Linked DNA regions of Homo sapiens: region 1 is linked to region 2. A link is an interaction called in ENCODE POLR2A ChIA-PET data of the cell type or tissue named here. Cell type or tissue: PC-3. All regions are shown on one strand.

Region 1 (8,000 bases), 120 kb before region 2:
CAGTTAGATACAAGCACCATTATAACAATTCCACCATGCCATTTTTATATACAAACAGCCCACAGGGAGCAGCACATAATAACATTATCCTCCTCTCACCTCCCACTCTCTTCTAACAGATGAAACACTAAAGCAAGTGAACAAGTGGATAAGCCAATTTAAGAAATTGTGGGAGATGTTTAAAACCTGTTTGGGCATACAAAAGTTTCCAAACTGTCAGGCCCTAAAACCATGAAAAATCTTGGTTCTTATCTGGAAAGTCATGGTACTTAGAATCCATACTAGCCAGTTTGCATTTAGCCATATCATTAAGTCACATTGTTAACTCTCTTTCCATGTAAGCATTCACGGTTTCTCAGTGTTTTTTGTTTTTTTTTTTTTTCCTCAGTCTTTTTTTTGAGAGGAGTTTCACTCTTGTTGCCCAGGCTGGAGTGCAATGGCTGTGATCTCGGCTCACTGCAACCTCTGCCTCCTGGGTTCAAGTGATTCTCCCTCCTCAGCCTCCCGAGTAGCTGGGATTACAGGCACCCTCCACTATGCTCAGCTAATTTTTTGTGTTTTTAGTAGAGACGGGTTTTACTATGTTGGCTAGGCTGGTCTCGAACTCCTGACCTCAGGTGATCCACCTGCCTCAGCCTCCCAAAGTGCTGGGATTACAGGCATGAGCCACTGCGCCCGGCTTTTTTCTCAGTCTTTAAAAAAAGATGTATACCTTTCTTTGCAAAGTAATTGAGTGTCAGGAAGATTTGTTTTTAAATTATGTATTTTTAGATAAAATTGTAATTGAAATAAAATATTGGCCTTAGCAATCTGAAGGAATCTTGCAATAAATTTAATTAGTTACTAATAAGTATTTAGTTAGGTCTACTTGATGCTTTGTACTCTGCTGTTTGAAAATATATTTATATTTGTTCACTTTTTTATTATCTGCTTCCCCCACAGAATGAAAGCGCAATAATCTCAGGGACTTTTTTTGCAAAATCTTTTTCTCTGATTTATCCATTGTATCTATTATATGACAGGAGTTAAATAAATATTTGCTTAATGAATAAAAATATTCCAGCAACTAGCTGAATGTTTCCTTTTTCTCCCTCTAGAAAGCCACCTGAGTGTATCTTTGTCTGCCACAAAATCCCAAACTGCTTTTCTCTAACTCACTGTAGCATTGCTTTATGGAGATTAAACAGAAGTTCACTAACAAATTGCCTCAAAATATTCCCATGGCTACAGTTGGCTTGTGTCATGAAAGTTATTCCTTGGGTATCTTACATTATTCCTTTGATAAAAATCTAAGACATGCACAAGAGGTGAGTTTAGACTAGCTGACTACTCTTGGACAACTTTACAGATTGTTAAATTGTTATGTTAAAACCAAGAATCAATAGTTACTTTGACATAGATTGGGTTATCCCCTAGTTCAAAATATGAGCATCAGCAGATGCACAGAAGTGCTGAGCTAAGCTTGTCATTCTTGAAAGCAGAGCCAAATGGGGATTTTCCTAAGATACAGTCAACCCAGACAGGGAATTAGGCAATTTTAGCCCATCTATTTCATCCTCTCTCTCTGCTCGCATAGTGATTCACAGAAGCAGGAGCAGCTCTGACAGATGGTGCTTAGTAGAACAATTGGTTTGTATGTATTTAACCTGCTCAAAGCGCCAAACCTCCCTCTTGCTATCATCAGTGCCTCTCCTGCCCAAAATCTTACCCAGATTTCTTGGTGCTTCTTTTCTTGCCAGAGACTCTCTCTGATGTTATTTTACCTGATTTCATTCAGGTAGAAATGGTAGGAAGTGCTTTCCAAACTTACCTAATCTTGAGAATCATCTAAAATATTTATTTTGAAATGCAGCTTCCAAAAGAACTACCAAAATAATTATAGCTGAATCGCATCCTGAAAAGCATTCAAAGCAACATGAAAAACAACAATAAAACACAAAAACAGATATACAATTTCTACACCAATGTTTATAGCAGTATTATCCACAATAGCCACAAGATGAAAGCAACCCACAAGATGAATGCTTACATGGAAAGAAAGCTAACAATATGACTTCAGATATTCAGCAACAGATGAATAAAACAAAATGTAGTATATGCATACAATGGAATATTATTCAACCTTAAAGAGGAATGAAATTCTGATACATTTTACAGGATGGATAAACTAGAAAGACATTGTGCTAAGTAAAATAAAAATAGGCCAGACACAAAAGGAAAAATATTGTATGATTCTACTTATATGAGGTACCTAGGGTAGTCAAATTCATAGAGACAGAAGGTGGAATGGTGGTTACCATGGACTGGAGGAGGAGGGAACAGGAATTGGTGTTTAATGGGTAGAGTTTCAGTATGGGATGATGAAAAAGTTCTGGAGTTAGATGGTGGTAGTGGCTGTACAACGATATGAATATATTGCCAGCACAATAGCTCATGCTTGTATTCCCAGCACTGTGAAAGTCCAAGGTGGGAGGATCGATTGAGCCCAGGCGTTCAAGACCAGCCAGGGCAACATAGCGAGAACTTGTCTCTACAAAAAATAAAGTTCCAGCTCCTCAGGAGGCTGAAGTAGCAGGATTACTAGAGCCTGGGAGGTTGAGGCTGCAGTGAGCTGTGATTGTGCCATTGTACTCCAGCCTGGGTGACAAAGCAAGATCCTAGATCAAAAAAACCCAAACTATGTAAATATACTTAATGCCATTGAACTGCACACTTTAAAATGGTTAAGGCCAGACACAGTGGTTCACATCTGTAACCCCAGCACTTTTGGCTGGCTGAGGTGAGAGAATCACTTGGGGCTAGGATTTTGACACCAGCCTGGGCAACATAGCAAGACCCATGTTTATTTACTTATTTAGAGACAAGGTCTGACTCTATCACCGAGGCTGGATTGCAATGGCCTGATCTAAGCACACTGCAACCTCTGCCTCCCAGGTTTAAGCCATCCTCCCACCTCAGCCTCCTGAGTAGCTGGGACTATAGGTGCACACCACCATGCCCAGCTAATTTTTGTATTTTTTGTGGAGACCAGGTTTCGCCATGTTGCCCAAGCGGTTCTCAAACTCATGAGCTCAAACAATCCACCTGTCTTGGCCTCCCAAAGTGCTGGGATTACAGATATGAGCCACCACCCCCGGCCTAAGACCCATCTTAAAAAAAATGGTTAAAATAGTAGATTTTGGCTGGGCATGGTGGCTAACACCTGTAATCCCAGCTCTTTTTGAGAGGCTGAGGCAGGTGGATCGCTTGAGTCCAGAAGTTCGAAACCAGCCTTGGCAACATAGTGAAATCCCTTCTCTACAAAAAAAAAAAAAAAAAAAAAAATTAGCTGGGCACAGTGGTGCACACCTGTAATCCCAGCTCCCAGCTTCTGGGGAGGTTAAGGTGGGAGGATGGCTTGAGCCCAGGAAGAGGGGGGTTGCATTGAGTGAGACTGTCTTCACTGTCTCCCAGAAAAAAAAAAAGGTAGATTTTATGTTATATATATTTTATCACAATTACAAAAACAAATACATAAGACACTCTATTTTCTTTTTTTTTTTTTTTTTCTTTTTTTTGAGACAGAGTCTCACTCTGGCGCCCAGGCTGGAGTAAAGTGGTGTAATCTTGGCTCACTACAAACTCCGCCCCACCAGGTTGAAGCAATTCTCCCACCTCAGCCTCCCCAGTAGCTGGGATTACAGGCATGCACCACCATGGCCAGTTTATTTTTGTATTTTTAGTAGAGACGGGGTTTCACCATGTTGGCCAGGCTGGTCTCGAACTGCTGACGTCAGGTGATCTGCCCGCCTCGGCCTCCCAAAGTGCTGGGATTACAGGTGTGAGCCACTGCACCTGGCCAAAACACTCCATAGTTCAGTGAGACTAGGATAAAATAGATAAAATCTGCAGACTCCAAAACACCTATTAGGGCAGCTAAAAACAGTGGAGGATAGGCAAAAGTCATATGATAGAAAGTGGAGAGAAGAAATTTGAAGGATGATGAGAGGTTATTTTTATTAGAGCTCAGGAAATACCAGGGTGGGGGTCACTTTCTGAAAGCGAGGGGCCCAGTCTGCAGTTCAAAGGCAATATCACTTGTTTGCACAAAGGGTTATGGGAAGTGGGGTAAGCAAGGCTCTTAGCAGAAGCCCTCCTGGACATTGTGTGATCCAGAGAAGTAGGCATGTAAGGACTACCTAAAGAATTACACAGATAATTCAAACAGATAGGACTGGTATATTTCTGCTGCAAAGGAGAGAGCCTTTGGGTTGTAAAATCTCAAAGGTTACCCTGACTCACCTCTTTTGCTATGCAATAATCTCCTACAAATAGTTAAGTTAATAGGAATCTAACTCGGGCAGGCATGGTGGCTCATGCCTATAATCCTAGCACTTTGGGAGTCTGAGGTGGGAGAACTGCATGAGCTCAGGAGTTTGAGACCTGCCTGGGCAACAAGGTGTGACCGTGTCTCTACAACAAAATTTAAAAATTAGCCGGGCATGGTGGCATGCACCTGTGGTCCCAGCTATACCAGAGACACTGAGGCAAGAGGATTACTCAGGCCCAGGAGGTTGAAGCTGTAATGAACTGTGTTCGTGCCACTGCCCTCCAGCCTGGGTAACTGAGTGAGACTCTGTCTAAAAAAAAGAAAAAAGTAAAAAGACAATCTAACTCATTTATTGTTAGGCAATAAAAAACAAAAAATTGGCTGGGCGCGGTGGCTTATGCCTATAACCTCAGCACTTTGGAAGGCGGAGACAGGCGGATCATGAGGTCAGGAGATCGAGACCATCCTGGCTAACACAGTGAAATGCCGTCTCTACTAAAAATACAAAAAATTAGCCTGGCGTGGTGGCCGGCGCCTGTAGTCCCAGCTACTTGGGAGGCTGAGGCAGGAGAGTGGCGTGAACCTGGGAGGCGGAGCTTGTAGTGAGCCGAGATCGTGCCACTGCACTACAGCCTGGGCGACAGAGCGAGACTCCGTCTCAAAAAAAAAAAAAAAAAAAAAATCTGGCACTGGCAGCATTGATACAAACATACCAAAAGAAAAATTGTGGGCCAGGCATTGTGGCTTACTCCTGTAATCCTAGCACTTTGGGAGGCTGAGGTGAGCAGATCACCTGAGGTCAGGAGTTTGAGACCAGCCTGGCCAACATGGTGAAGCCCCATCTCTACTAAAAATACAAAAACTTAGCCGGGTGTGGTGGTGGGCACCTTTAGTCCCAGCTACTCAAGAGGTTGAGGCATGAGAATTGCTTGAAACTGGGAGGTGGAGGTTGCAGTGAGCCGAGATGGGGCCACTGTGCTCCAGCCTGGGTGACAGAGTGAAGACCGTGTCTCAAAAAAAGAAAGAAAAACTGAAAACAATTACAAAGTTACCAATGAACAAATCATACTAACCAAGAGAATAATAGCCATCAAAAAACAGATGAGCCTGGCCACAGTGGCTCACACCTGTAATCCCAGGGCTTTGGGAGGCCGAGGTGGGTAAGTTGCTTGAGCCCAGGAGTTTGAGACCAGCCTGGGCAACATGGTGAAACCCTATTGTCTCTACAAAAAAAATACAAAAATTAGCCAGGTGTGATGTCACGTGCCTATAGTCCAGCTACTCGAGAGGCTGAAGTGGGAGGATCACTTGAGTCCAGGGAGTTCAAGGCTGCAGTGAACCATGATCCCACCACTGCCCTCCAGCCTGGACTATAGAGAAGAAAGAAAAAGGAAAGGAAAGGAGGGGAGGGGAGGAGAGGGGAAGGGAGGGGAGGAAATAGGGAGGGAAGAAAGAAAAGAAAGGAAGGAAGGAAGGGACGAAGGAAGGAAGGAAGTGAAGAATCAGGCCGGGAAGGAAGAAAATAAAGGGAAGGAAGAAAATAAAGGAAAGGAAGGAAAGAACGAGGGAAGGAAGGAAGGAAGGAAGGAAGGAAGGAAGGAAGGAAGGAAGGAAGGAAAAAGAAAGACAAGACAAGAGAGAAAAGAACTAGGCTGGGCGCAGTGGCTCACACCTGTAATCCCAGCACTTTGGGAGGCCAAGGCGGGCAGACCACCTGAGGTCAGGAGTTCGAGACCAGCCTGGCCAACATGGTGAAACCCTGTCTCTACTAAAAATACAAAAATTAACTGGGCACAATGGTGGGTGCCTGTAGTCCCAGCTACTTGGCAGGCTGAGGCAGGAGAATGGCTTAAACCCAGAATGCAGAGGTTGCAGTGAGCCGAGATCCCACCACTGCACTCCAGCCTGGGGGACAGAGTAAGACCCTGTCTCAAAAAAAAGAAAAAAGAAAAGAAAAAGAAAAAGAACAGAACTCTGGGAAGAAATGATGAGAAATAGTAGGAGGTAACATGTGAACTGAACATACAGGAAAAAATAAATAAATCCAATAAGAATAAGGATGAAATTAGAAGGAGCACAAGAAAAGTGAAATACAGAGTTTAAAAGAATTGGAGAAAGATTATAGAGAAAACAAATTAAGGAGTGCCAACATTTGCATAATTGAAGCCCTTGCAGTTGTAGAAGTGTTGAGATTGAGGTGTCGGCAGACATGTTCTGTTTGGATCTCACGTTATTTATAACTATGTGTGTAATTAAATGCCATCACTTAACGATTGGAAGATTTCACCCCCAAAAAATTCTATTTGGCTTCTTTCAAAAAGATCAGAACCACTATAACACCAAAACTGCATTTCTGCCTAGCCTCAGTTGCATAGAGCCAATCAATAGCTCCTGCCACTTTAGTGTAGCACAAATTCACCCAGATATCCACAGTCTGCACTGGACTCTCACCTCCTGCAGACATTTGGGTTTGGGATCCTGGTATACGCAATGTGATAAGGTAGTTTTTAAAAAGCACCTCTTATGAGAGCTGGTCATTTAAAAAAAAAAAAAGCATAGATGGGCCAGCCACGGTGGCACACGCCTCTAATCCCAGTGTTTTGGGAGGCCTAGTTGGGCAGATCACTTGAGCTCAAGAATTTGAGACCAGACTGGGCAACATGTTGAAACCCCATCTCCACAAAAAATACAAAAATTAGCCAGGCGTGATGGCACATGCCTGTAGTCCCAGCTACTTGGGAGGCTGAAGTGGGAGGATCACTTGAGCCCTGGAGGTTGAGGCTGCAGTGAGCTGTGATCATGCCACTGCACTCTAGCCTGGGCAACAGAGCAAGACCCTGTCTTAAAAAAATAAAAGTAATAAAAGAAAAATAATAAACCTCCATCTCCTCACCTGCAAAATGGCCAGACTACCTGTCTTATAAGGGTTTCCTAGGAGAGTTTAATGAAAAAATGCACATAAAGCTCAATAGTAATTGTTAACAAATGATAGAAAAAAATGACCAATTAAAAATTAGAGGCTGGGCATGGTGGCTTATGGCTGTAATCCCAGCAATTTGGGAGGCCAAGGCAGGTAGATCACCTGAGTTCAGGAGTTCGAGACCAGCCTGGCCAACATGGTGAAATCCTGTCTCTACTAAAAATACAAAAATTAGCTGGGCATGGTAGCACACATCTGTAATCCCAGCTACCCAGGAGGCTGAGGCAGAAGAATCGCTTGAACTGGGGAGGCAGCAGTTGCAGTGAGCCAAGATCGTGCCACTGCACTCCAGCCTGGGTGACAGAGCAAGACTCCATCTCAAACAAACAAACAAACAAACAAACAAAGAATTGAAAACACAATTCTAGAACTGCAGATAGAATCAGAGCTATGGTTCATGGATTGGAAAGTGCTGTATAGGTCTGTCCTAGATTTAGGACTTTATGACTGATGTGTCAGAACTTCTCCTCTAGCTCCCCATCTCCATGTCTCAATCCCTAAGAGTTAACAGATAGAAAGAGCCCAATAAATGTGGAAGGAAGGAAGAAAAGGAGAAGGGAAGAATGAGTGAAGGAGCTGAAAAAAAGAATAAACCCAAGATGTTTTCTTTTATTTATAAAGTAGAAGAAAAAGGAAGTTTCCAATTTATCTCAGTTTGTTTCGGCCCACCCATCACCATCCCTCTGCCAATAAAAAATGTTAACTGAGGCA
Region 2 (8,000 bases):
GTTCAAGACCCACCTGGCCAACATGGTGAAACCACGTCTCTACTAAAAATACAAAAATTGGTTGGGCGTGGTGGCGCACACTCAGCTGCTCAGGTAGCTGAGGCACAAGAATCGCTTGAACCCGGGAGGTGGAGGTTGCAGTGAGCTGGGATCAATCGTGCCACTGCACTTCAGCCTGGGTGACAAAGCGAGACTGTTTCAAAACAAAAAACAAAAACAAAAAAAAACAGCAAGTCACCAAATATTATGTATCATACATAGAAATGTGTTTAAAATTTATACCAAACTTTTAAAATTAAATGTCAATCCTCTAAATATTTTGCTAGATTCTAGTAGGTAGGTTTAAAATTGGAGTAGAATTGCTGGTTCAATGGGTAGATTCATTTTCAATTTTAGTAGATTATGTGAAATTTTACCACTGACAAAATCTGCGTATCTATACCCCATTGGCGGTATATAAATTTTTTTTTCATGCCTTCACAAGTACTAGTTATGTTTGTGTGTACCTGTCTACTAGAAGTTTTCCATCTTTTCACATTTGCATCTTGTCACGTTTTTAGTTTTTCCATGGCTGTATTTTCAGAGGGTGCACTTAATTTGGAATCTGCTACAAAACTTGGTTTTTATTTACTGTTTGGAAAATTCTGAAATTAGGACACTTACTACTGCTTGTTTATCCTGATGGTCTACAGCTCAAATCCCAGCCTTCTATATGGACACAAGTCATTTATTCAATACCCAACATGCACGATTGGCTCCGCCATCCTTGGCTCAACAACAGGGTTTCCAACCAGGTCTCTCTCAGGTAATATCAAAGACTTCTTCCATCCTGTATTTGTTCCTTCGCATTTCTGTGGTTATAATAGTTATCTTGGAACATAAATAATAGACTCTGAAATTACAAGCTACCCACGATTAGCTTGATATTCTATAAGCAAAATTTAAAATTTTTCCCAAATTTACCAAAGCTTAATAGTAATAATGTAGAATAAGTAGTGGGTTGAAAGGGAAATTTAGATGTTTACATTCAGTTTTGTTTTAAAATGGAGCTGATATATAGTATTAATTTTACTCTTTTCATGTCTCAAATTTTTATATTCCAGTGTTAATGATTTATCTGTATGATGTTGATATATATGTTTACATACTTTCTCAATGCATTGCAGCCAACTTCAGTTCAGCAGATTCCAATCCCTATTTATGCACCACTGCAAGGGCAGCATCAAGCCCAACTGAGTTTGGGGGCTGGCCCTGCTGTTTCCCAGGCTCAGGAATTGTTCAGCTCCTCACTTCAACCATATAGGTAAATGCTTTAAAAGTTATGTTTGTAATGATGTTGAAAACATTGTAACTGCTGATCCTCCTTGCCGTAATCCATACTGTTCCTTCCCAAAAAAACCTAGGATGACTCTGCTATAAACTACATTGGCTAATTGAGCATGTTGATTATATGTCATGAACCTCAGCCTCTGGTAATTTCAACCATATCTTATTAAAGAATGTCAGGTTTCAAACCCTCTTGAAGTAGTGAACAACAGCAACCCCAAAACTGTTAGAAATTATAGAAAGTAGCTGCTAAAGAACCTAAAAGTATGTGTGCCATCTGGCTACCAAAAACTATAAATCTGAATCTCCTCTATGTACGAGCTGAGGCATGGCAGTTAACTACATCATGTTAGGGGGTGCAGGGCAGGGTGGAATATAACAGAACAGAGAGGGGTAAATATCAAAGCATGGAAGTAATGATGATAAATATGCTGTGTAGTGAAGAAAGCATTTTTTCCAAAAATTCACTCAGATGCACTGTAAGTTACCTTTGCAACTAGGGAAATAATGAAAACTGATTTTTATTGAACTTTCCTTATATATGATAGATATTCAGCCTTTCACATACATTAACTAAATTTAGTCTTCACACAACCACCTAAGATAAGTCACCCTCATTTAACATGTGGATGTTAGGACTTGAAGAGGGTGAGGCTTTTTTTGTTTTGTTTTGTTTTAACCTGAGGTTATACATAAAGTGGCAGACCCTCAGTGTCTCTGGTTTCCAGTTTAATGAGGGAAGAAGAGTGAGTAAGAGTCAGATAGTAGGAGCAGTGCATCATGGCATAGCTGTCATCCATACTCATGATGGTGGCCTTAAATCATCATAAAGAAAAATAAGTTACATTCAGGACACTTAGTTTAGGAAGGCTGTGCATTTGTTTTTAGGAATTTGTTTTCAGAAGTGGGTTCAGATAGAATTTCTATACTTTATAGATTAAACCTGTCATCAGTTAATACAGTATGTTTTATATTACCATAATGATACTCCTAGAGAAGCCAGGTTCAGCTAATGAAACTTTCTTAACAGAGAGCCTAGTCATTAGTAAACCTCATAAATGTGGCTTTTATTTTTACCTTTTGATTAAAGATGCTTTAGTAAAATTTAAGACACCTGTATCATTACTTATATAGCTGTTGTAGGTCTTCCCTCCTCATTTTACTCTCATTTAATTTCGTTATTTTCTCCCGTTAGAAGCCCCAACTAGAAGCTAAAGGAAGTCTTGTATTGAATTTGGGATTATCTTGGAATTTATATTAAAAATAAAACTTGAAAATTTCTGACACAGGAATAGCAGCTAGATTTAATCTCACAAGCCAGTCTCCTTTTAAATTGTATTGGCTGCTTGAAACACTGTTGAAAAGTTTGCAACCGCTTTTCAGTACTGTGAAAAAGAGTACAGTGATTAATTAGTAATGTTTTCCACAGGCCGTGGGAGGTGGAGTAGCAATGTACTATATTTGTAATCCCCATTTCACTAATTGTCTTGGAAGATATACTTTTTAAGACCAGACGTGGTCAATAGAAATAAAATGTAAGACACATATATAATTGTGGCACTTGGCTACCACATTGGAAAGTACAGGTTTAGATTTTGAAAGCAGTTATTTTATCCCTAAACATTCCTTGCTTGTTCCTTAACCTAATCAGCATAGTGTTTATTAGGGAATCTCTGAACTGGTTTCTGCAAAGACAGGATAGTTTATAGCAGTATATTCATGTTTTCTTACCTCGTGTTTGAAACATAAATTATAAGTAGGTATTGTAAAGACTGCTATGATCCTAGACTAGCATTCTTCCTTAGTGGCTTTTGTTCCTGCCACATAGGTCAGTTTTAACAAAGCAACAAAGCATAATGTTCTTTAACCCACTACTTTTGATTTAGGTGCTTATTCTTTATCTCTGCATCTTAAAAGTGTAGACTGGAGGCATCCATCTCAGATGATAGGGAAGTCTGGGGTTAGATTCTGGCATATTGTGGTTTTGTTTTGAGGGGGTGTGTTTTGGCTTGGTTTGGTTTTGGTTTATGTTCTTGTTTGTTTGTTTGCTTGCTTAATCTTCATGGGTAACTCTGACATGAGCTACTACTGTGCTTTATTCCATGGAGATCTTGAGGCTAGGCCATTTATATTAAAAATATATGTGGGGAAGTAATGAAATACAAATAAGAAAAGTTGGGGCTATTGGGGCTATGAATTAGAATGTTGCCAAAGAGAAAAAGAGATTTTGTTCTGAACTTTGTAGTGAACACAAAAAGAGAATTATTCTCACTGTTCAAAAGGAAAGAGCAATCCACTTCTTAGGGAGAACAGGCCTTTTCACAGAACTTTTACATGTGAAGCTTCCTTGTATACAGGGCTTTAAATCTTGAAATAAGTTGCTTTAGACACAGTCTGTATTCTCTGCCTCTTTTCTTGATTTCTGAGCTAATTAGAGTGCATCCAAGTATCAGTGATGGGGAGACATTCTGAAGTATGCATCCTTTTTCAAACATCATAGAGTGTACCTACAGGAACCTAGGTGGCATAGCCTGCAGCTATACACCTAGGCTGTAGAGTACAGCCTATTGTGTCTAATTAGGCTATAAACCCGTGCAGCATTTTACTGTACTTAATACTGTAGGCAGTTGTAACACAGTGGTAAATATTTGTGTCTAAACATAGAAATCTAAACAATCTAAACAGAAAAGGTACAATAAAAATATAGCATACAAGATTAAAAATGGTACGTACCATGTATAGAGCACTTACCATGAATGGAGCTTGCAGGACTGGCAGTTGCTGTAGGTGAGTCAGTGAGTGAGTGGCGAGTGATATTACTGTACACTACTGTGGACTCTATACTACACTGTGGGTACACTAAATTTGTTAAAAAAAAAAAAACAAATTTTTCTTCAATAATAAATTAACCTCAACTTACTATAATTTTTTGACTCTTATAATAACATTTAGCTTACAACACAAACACATTGTACATCTGCACAGAAGTATTTCTTTTTTTGTTTGTTTTTTTGAGACAAGGTCTGTGTCACCCAGGCTGGAGTGCAGTGGCACATACAGCTCACTACCTCGAACTCCTGAGCTCAAGCCATTGTCCAGCCTCAGCTTCCCAAGTAGCTAGGACTACAGGCACTTGCTACCATGCCCACCTAATTTTTTATTTTTTTGTAGAGATGATGTCTTGTTCTCTTGCCCAGGCTGGTCTCAAATTCCTGGCCTCAAGCAGCCCTTTCACCTCAGCCTCCCAAAGTGCTGGGATTATGAGCATGAACACCATGTCTGGCCTTTTCTTTTGTAACGTTTTTCTGTTTTTTAATTTTTTAATTTTTTTTTAACTTTTTAAACTTTTTTGTTAAAAACTAAGATGCAAACACACACATTAGGCTAGGCTACGCAGGGCTAGGATCATCAATATACTTTCATCTACCTCCACATCCTGTCCCACTGGGAGGTCTTCAGGGGCAGTAACACATACAGAGCTGTCATGTCCTATGATAACAATGCCTTCTTCTGGAATACCCGCTAAAGGATCTACCTGAAGCTGTTTTATAAGTTTTAAGTAAAAAGAGTACACTCTAAAATAACCAGAAAATGTATAGTAAATACATAAACTAGTAACATAATTCTTTTTATCAGTATCAGATATTATGTACTGTATGTAACTGTATGTACTGAACTGTTAGGACTGTAGGTGTAGTAGGTTTGTTTATATTTAATACTAGCACCAGCAAAAACACTTGAGTCATATGTTCTATGATATTAGAACAGCTATGATGTCACTAGGTGATAGGAATTTTTCAGCTTCCTTATGATCTTATGGGACCATCAATATATATGTGGTCTGTTGTTGACTAAAATGTCATGCAGCACATGACTGTATTGGGTCATTTGGGATTTGCATTCTTAAGATTTTCAGATTCCAGATGAAATTAACTTCTAACAATATTTTCTCTTTAATCCTTATGTAGATCTCAGCCAGCTTTTATGCAAAGCAGTTTATCCCAGCCATCTGTGGTCCTTTCTGGTACTGCTATTCACAACTTTCCAACTGTCCAACACCAAGAACTTGCCAAGGCACAATCCGGTCTTGCCTTTCAGCAAACATCAAATACTCAGCCCATTCCTATATTGTATGAACATCAACTGGGGCAGGCATCAGGACTAGGAGGTTCCCAGCTGATTGACACACATCTTCTCCAGGTAAGTCAGGGGACTAGAGCAATGCACCCTCATTGTATTCCTATGCCACAGATCATTTTAAGGAAACATTTTTAAAAGAAAACATGTTAGAAGATGCAATGAAAAAAACAAAGTCCTTTCATTTATCTAATACTAAAAATTGCTAGACATTGCTTTGAAGTCATAATCTCCACCTCTGAATTTGAAATTTTTTTCAGTCTTACTCATGTTTTCTTAAAAAATTTTTTCTAGGCCAGAGCAAATCTTACCCAGGCCTCAAATCTTTATTCTGGACAAGTACAACAGCCTGGTCAGACAAATTTTTATAACACTGCCCAGTCACCAAGTGCTCTCCAGCAGGTAAACTATGGCATGGTAAATTTCCTCAATTTTCTTTATTATTATTTTTATTGCTTTTGTTATTGTTTGGGAATTTAAATTGAACCAAGATGCAAGATGGAGGATGGTTTTTAAACTGTTCACTGAGATGTCCTGAAGAATTCCACTGGGTCCACGTAGAAGGGGTTTCAGGCTCATGACACCCCCCTTCTCACCACCATCACCCCCTACTTCAGTCATTCCTGTTTTTTTATATCTTCCAGGTTTTTTGTTGGTTTAGGGGGTTTTGTTTTGTTTTTTTCTGTCACCTAGGCCAGAGTGCAGTGGTGTGATCATGGCTCATTGCAGCCCAACCTCCCAGGCTCAAGTGATCCTTGCACCGCAGCCTCCTGTGTAGCTGGGACTACAGGCTCACGCCATTATGCCTGGCTAATTTTTCTTCGTAGTTTTTGTAGAGACAGGGTTTTGCCATGTTGCCCCAGGCTGATCTTGAACTACTGGTTTCAAGCGATCTGCCTGCCTCGGCCTTCCAAAGTGTTGGGATTACAGGCTTGAGCCACCACACCTGGCTGCTTTTTGTTTTTTGTTTTTTTTTAATTAAGGGGGAAAAAACAACTTAGGTTTCCGTGTAATTATTTATTCTATTTTAACAAAGGATTCAATGAATATAAAACCTTGAAAACCATTGTCCAGAATATAGTTACATTAAGTGTGATACAGGTGGTTTACCCATTAGTGCTAGGGAGAAGCCTCCCAAAGACCATCTGGCAGGTTAGCTATACATACAACAGTGTGGCAGACTGTGATCGAGCATAAATGACAAACACTTTCTTAAGTGTATGAATGCAATAATAATTTTCAGTGAAAAGTATATGGTACGTTTAAAACTATCTCTAATAATTTCATTAGCTTATTCTTTAAAAGTGGTGGAGGGCTGGTGGGGGAACAAAGTCATTAGTCATTTTCTTATAACTGTTGTTGTTTGCTATTTTAGGGAGTGATAATTCATGAATATCTTATTGACATTCAGATTAAATATAGTGTTTATGTGAAAACTGAGAGATTCTTGTTCTTCTCATAGCTCATTTTGACCAGCCTTGAAAGTATTATGTAAAATGTCTGTTTGGAAACTTGTGAATACTGCTTATATTGTGTCCTCATTTACTTTGTGATTATTTGACATGTCCTGTGGATAAATTCAAAGATAGTCCTAATTCTTTCAGTTTCTATTCTCTTCACTACAAGTAGCATTAACTAAACTATGTTGTACCTTTAATAGAAGAATGGAGATACGGTTGAGGGTTGAGTGTCTCTTACCGAAATGCTTGGGACCAGAAATGTCTCGGATTTCAGATTGGTTTTTTTTTGTGTGTTTGCGTATACATAATGAGGTGTCTTGGGGCGAGGGGCCTGTCTAAACATGAAATTCCTTTGTTTCATACATACTTTATACATATAACCTGAAGGTAATTTTAAGCAACATTTTAAATAACTTTGTGCATGAAACAGAAGTTCTGACCTCACTTCGACTGATCCGTCGCAGGAGGTCAGGTGTTGATTTTTTTTTTTTTTTTTTTTTGAGACGGAGTCTCCCTCACCCAGGCTGGAGTGCAGTGGCATGATCTTGGCTCACTGCAACCTCCACCTCCCAGGTTCAAGTGATTCTCGTGCCTCAGCCTCCCAAGTAGCTGAGATTACAGGCACCCACCACCATGCCTGGCTAATTTTTGTATTTTATTTTATTTATTTATTTATTTTTTTTTTTAGTAGAGACGGAGTTTCCCCATGTTGGCCAGGCTGGTCTCAAACCCCTGACCTCAAGTGATCTGCCTACCTTGGCCTCCCAAAGTGCTGGGATTATAGGCGTGAGCCACCGTGCCTGGACTTGGTGTCAAATTCTCTACTTGTGGTGTCATATCAGCCTCTCAGAAAGTTTTGGAGCATTTTGGATTTTGATTTTCAGATTAGAGATACTCAACTTGTCATCACTAAGCAAAAGAAATATGTGAAATATATTAGTAGATGGATGTGTTCTATGTATTTTATTTTATTTTATTTTATTTTATTTTATTTTATTTTATTTTATTTTATTTTGAGACAGAGTCTCGCTCTGTCGCCAGGCTGGAGTGCAGTGGCAGGATCTCGGCTCACTGCAA

The links. Peaks named below come from ENCODE experiments on the same cell type or tissue, not always from the same donor. Only the 100,000 strongest peaks of a DNase experiment are listed, where the experiment ranks them.
Region 1: POLR2A ChIA-PET joins it to region 2 with 20 read pairs; 2 of 35 experiments call an interaction of 5 or more read pairs at or near these places.

What each region holds. Positions count from the first base shown.
Region 1 is chr1:171,456,092-171,464,091 of GRCh38, forward strand. No RefSeq gene overlaps it. Among named protein-coding and RNA genes, the nearest start is that of PRRC2C, 25 kb to the right of the region's middle. In PC-3, a CTCF peak has its summit at 73; a DNase peak (open chromatin) is centred at 4,230.
Region 2 is chr1:171,578,662-171,586,661 of GRCh38, forward strand. PRRC2C (proline rich coiled-coil 2C) reads left to right here. Exons shown (of 35, transcript NM_001387844.1): 27 at 693-805; 28 at 1,167-1,303; 29 at 5,295-5,526; 30 at 5,758-5,865. Among named protein-coding and RNA genes, the nearest start is that of MYOCOS, 40 kb to the right of the region's middle. In PC-3, no CTCF peak of the experiment used is centred here; no DNase peak of the experiment used is centred here.